2 separate regions of the Homo sapiens genome follow, and region 2 is linked to region 1. A link is an interaction called in ENCODE POLR2A ChIA-PET data of the cell type or tissue named here. Cell type or tissue: IMR-90. All regions are shown on one strand.

Region 1 (2,500 bases):
AGAAGGGAGAAAATAAAGGAATAGGAAACAAAAAATGCATTTTAAAAAATTCATTAAAGTACACAAAGACAAAAGAGAAGATACTGCATTCATAAAAAAGAACAGAAAGCTATAGAAAAAAGAACTGTTAAAAAAAACAGCAAAGAAAATGCTCCTGGAAATTAAAACAATTGTAGCAGAAATGAAAAACTCAATGGAAGAATTGGAATTGGATTAGAGACTGAGAAAATCTCCCAGAAAAAAAAAATGAATGTAAAGCTGGAGGAATGAAAAACAAGAGAGAGAAGATGAAAAGTTTAGATCAGTCCAGGAGGTTCAACATCTTCAGAGTGGAAGTTCCAGAAAGAGAAAGTGAAAAAAATATAGAGAAAAAAATTATAAAATAAATAACTCCAGGAAGTTCCCCAGAAGGACACACGTTTACAGATTAAAAGAACCTACTGAGTGACTAAGCCAAATTTAAACACACACACACACACACACACATACACACACACACACTAAGGCATATCACTGCAAAATTTCAGAACACTGGGTACAAAAATAAAATCCTAAAAGCATCCAGAGAGAAGAAAAACACATGAACTCACAAATTTTATATAAAAGACAGCAAATCAAACTTATATCAAATTTCACAAAACAACTCTAGGAGCTAGCAAAAAATGATGCAATTCCTTAAAAACTCTGAAAAAGAATGATTTCTTTCTTTTTTTGGGGGGGGGCGGGGCAGAGTCTTGCTCTGTCACCCAGGCTGGTGTGCAGTGGCTCAATCCCGGCTCACTGCAACCTCCGCCTCCCGAGTTCAAGCGATTCTTGTGCCTCAGCTTCCCAAGTAGCTGGGACTACAGGTGTGTGCTACCATGCCTGGCTAAATTTTTGTATTTTTGTAGAGACAGCGTTTCACCATGTTGGCCAGGCTGGTCTCAAACTCCTGGCCTCAAGTGATCCACCCGCCTGAGCCTCCCAAAGTGCTGGGATTAAAATAAATGTGAGCCACCATGCCTGGCCCCAAAAGAGAATGATTTGTAACTTAGAATTGTGTATGCTGTCAAAATGTCAATCAAGTGTGAAGATAAAGACATTTTTACACATAAAAGATGTAAATAGCCTGGCGTGGTGGCGGGCGCCTATAATCCCAGCTACTGGGGAGGGTGAGGCAGGAGAATCGCTTGAACCTGGGAGGCAGAGGTTGCAGGGAGCCGAGATCATGCCATCGTGCTCCAGCCTGGGCAACAAGAGCGGAACTGTGTCTCAGAAAAAAAAAAAAAAGATCTAAAAAAGATTTACCTCCCACCATCATTTCTCAGGAAATGAATATGAACTCCTTTAAGATGTGTGAGGAAACCAAGAAAGAAGATGACATGGGATCCAGGAAATGGGATGATGATGCACTCGGAATGGCAACTAAGGACATTCCAAGAATGATGGGAAATTCCAGGGTGATTGTACAGCAGGCCTTGGAGCTACTCGTCCAGATCGGAGTAGTAGGACAAACCGCTCCAAAAGGGATGTCTTCAAAAAAATTTCAAAAAGGAAAAAGAAAGAAAGAAAAAAGAAATTGAGAAATGTGTTTAAAATTATTGAAAGGAGATTTATTCTGCTGGCAGAGAGTTAGGGGATAGATTAATGATACCAAGAACACTAAGCAAATGAAAAGAATGAGGCACTTATTATCTCCAAGGAAAATAAAAAGCTGTGCAAAAAGCATATTACATGGTTCATCTGTGCATACGAATATTGATTTAACCAAAACCTATGATATATTTATAGTGGTCAGAAGGAAGGTGCAGCGGGAAGAAGAAATGCTGAAGAGAGGAAATACTTTAAGCACAATAAATCTTCACTTTCCAAATAAGAAAGCCTGCAGAGAATATCCAAAAACTATTAAATATAAATCAGTAGTATAGGAAAATAGAAATACTTTAAGCACAATAAATCTTCACTTTCCAAATAAGAAAGCCTGCAGAGAATATCCAAAAACTATTAAATATAAATCAGTAGTATAGGAAAATAGATGAAACATGAAAATAAATACCAGGAAAAATGGCTAAAATAGGTGAAAATGCTTTTACCTGAAGACCGAAAATTAAAATTAGGAAGGAGTGTGAGGCAGGGGAATGCTGGTTTTCATTTTAAGCAATGTAGAACTACTTAACTTTTAAAACTGTGCATATCCATATATTTAATAAAAATATAAACTAAATTTAAAAGTCTGCTTTTCCGGATCAAAGCCTGACTTGCTTTACAAGAGACTGGTTTTCATCCAATTTATCAAGTATTCCCTAAGCATCTCTCTCTCTAAAATCGATCAGCACTGCTTAATAAGAAATGAACAACAAATGGCTAATTTCATTTAATTATTTATTCAACAAATATATGTAGAAAGTTCCAGGCATCTGGGATATATGGGTGAACAAAACAGAAAAAGGCCTAATCCTTTCAGAATTATATTCTCATAGGGTAATGGACAATAAACTATTCACCTGAAATATAGATACAG
Region 2 (2,500 bases), 180 kb before region 1:
TGCCTACTTCTTGGCTTCTTGAATTAAACCAAATAACACCAACTTAAGAAGCACTGGGCACTAAATAGCTTAGAGTTGCCACCTTTTCCCACTAGGTGGCAGCTCTGCATCAGGGAGGTAGAAATTTGGGGTCTGACAAACTGACTAGAATTAGGACCCTTAAAAGCGAAGTACTGGTGGTTTGGATGCCATCTTAGAGTAAGAAGATAATAGGAAATGTAAGATGCCAAAAACCTAGAAAAGTCAACCATTCATTTAGTATCTACTCTGTATTTAGCACTGGGCTGCTGTATCCTGTAGATTCAAACAAAATCCAACACAGATGTCCTTAAGAATTAAAATATTGCTGAGAAGCCAAGACCAACCTGCAAAAGCTTTAAGGTTCAAAACAAGAGAACAAATAACTAAGCATTGAATTTTCTGCTCTAGGCAGAAAGGGCTGTAGGGATCTCCACAGTCTCAGTGTTGGAGTCCTCCCAAGCTATTCACTTCATTGATGAGGAAACCAAGGCCCCCAAAAATGGCACAATGGCCTCAGGATCACGAGGGCACTGACAGTTGAGCAGGCAAGGAAGGGCTCATTTATAGGCATTCTGGGCTGGGACCTGACAATTGGGAACAATCTGGTTTTTTTGAGACTGAGTCTTGCTCTATTGCCCAGGCTGGAGTGCAGTGGCTCACTGCAACCTCTGCCTCCCAGGTTCAAGCGATTCTCGTGCCTCAGCCTCAGCTAGGATTACAGGCATCCGCCACCATGCCTGGCTAATTTTTGTATTTTTAGTACAGATGGGGTTTCACTATGTTGGCCAGGCTGGTCTTGAACTCGTGGCCTCAGGTCATCTACCTGCCTCGGCCTCCCAAAGTGCTGGAATTACAGGCGTGAGCCACTGTGCCCAGCCTTTAAATTTTTGTTTTGTATTGTTTTTGTTTTTGAGATGGAGTCTTACTCTATGGCCCAGGCTGGAGTGCAGTGGCACGATCTTGGCTCACCGCAACTTCCAACCTCCCAGGTTCAAGCTAGTCTCCTGCCTCGGCCTCCTGAGTAGCTGGGATTACAGGTGCACACCACCACACCTGGCTAATTTTTATTTTATTTGTTTTATTTTATTTTTTTAATAGAGACGGGGTTTCACCATGTTGGCCAGGCTGGTCTCGAACTCCTGACCTCGGGTGATCCACCCTCCTCTGCCTCTCAAAGTGCTGGGATTACAGGTGTGAGCCACCGCGCCTGGCGAGGAACAATCTTCTAAAGCAGAAGGGCACAGGAGAGTAGACCAAGGGGAGGACCACAAGGGACAAGTCAGGCATTCCCTTCTGAGACTAATGTTTTTGAAACTGCCTTTAAGCATTCCATGCTTAAGTGATTTAATTAGTAAGAGGGGACAATCCAAACAGCCTCCTCCTCCTTCCCTGGGCACAGCTCTCAATAACTCACACTTTGGGAGCTCGCAGGGAGAGTATCTTGTAAAATCAGCTGTGGTGATGAATGTAAAAAGCAAGTTTGAAGCAGTGAAGCACCACACAAGTATTTATGCAATTACACAAGGATGATATTTTTTAATTAACAAGAAAGACTAAAACTTCCTTATTCTTATGCTGCTAAGCTCGCGACGAATTACATGAAAATAACACTGGTATAATTCTCCATTCCCAGCTCTTACATTTCCTCTCTGGTCTAGTTCTCCCTCCAAGATCACTGCTCTGAGAATCACTGCAGATCATTTTTCCAGGGGGACATTAGTTTTCTCTGGTCCAAATTCAGGCGTATTGTTTCATTATTTATTGCCAACAGCATTAGTTCTTCCTCTTGCTATTGCGCTCGGGCCCATGCCGAGAACAGAACATGGCCTTCCTCTATCATCATCTGTACATTTCATTAAGCCGTGTTTTCAGGCTCCTCTGGATCCCTCACGCAGTTAATAAAGGATACTCAGCCAGCAGTGACCCTAGAGGCAAAACATTGAGAGAACTGTCTACATTGTTAAGAGGTCAAATAGCCAACAGAACGAAGCCAATCCATTCAAAGACAGGCTGCTTCTTCCTAAATTTAGGGTTTGTTTTTTTTTTTTTAAAATAAAACCTATGCATAAAATTTTATACTGAAATATTAGAATTATCTTATGGTATCAACATTCCACTTGGCATGGCACCCAAACATAAGTGACAAATTTTATAATTGCATAAACTCCAAAACAAAGGTGATATCTTGACTTAACATAGGAAAATGTTTATCAAATTATAGATACATATGTGTTGACCCCAAGGTAGACATGGCCAATATGGGAACTAAGACAGATCTGGCAGATGTACGTACAAAATTGCAGGAACTGCATTAAATGTGAGGAAGAAGTGAAGGACTTCTCAGAAATTGGGGTCTCAACAGCCTAAACATACTAGGGACCTGAATCCAACTGGAGAGAAAAATCTGGAATAAATGTGACAAGCTAAAACTCAAACTGAAGCCAAGTATAATCATTTTGCAAAATGGAAATGAGGCCCT

What was found. Peaks named below come from ENCODE experiments on the same cell type or tissue, not always from the same donor. Only the 100,000 strongest peaks of a DNase experiment are listed, where the experiment ranks them.
Region 2: POLR2A ChIA-PET joins it to region 1 with 5 read pairs; 6 of 35 experiments call an interaction of 5 or more read pairs at or near these places.

What each region holds. Positions count from the first base shown.
Region 1 is chr18:59,813,693-59,816,192 of GRCh38, forward strand. No RefSeq gene overlaps it. Among named protein-coding and RNA genes, the nearest start is that of PMAIP1, 85 kb to the right of the region's middle. In IMR-90, no CTCF peak of the experiment used is centred here; a DNase peak (open chromatin) is centred at 1,399; H3K27ac peaks cover 551 bases.
Region 2 is chr18:59,631,675-59,634,174 of GRCh38, forward strand. The region is part of intron 2 of CCBE1 (collagen and calcium binding EGF domains 1); the gene reads right to left. Among named protein-coding and RNA genes, the nearest start is that of CCBE1, 64 kb to the right of the region's middle. In IMR-90, a CTCF peak has its summit at 91 (motif pointing right); no DNase peak of the experiment used is centred here.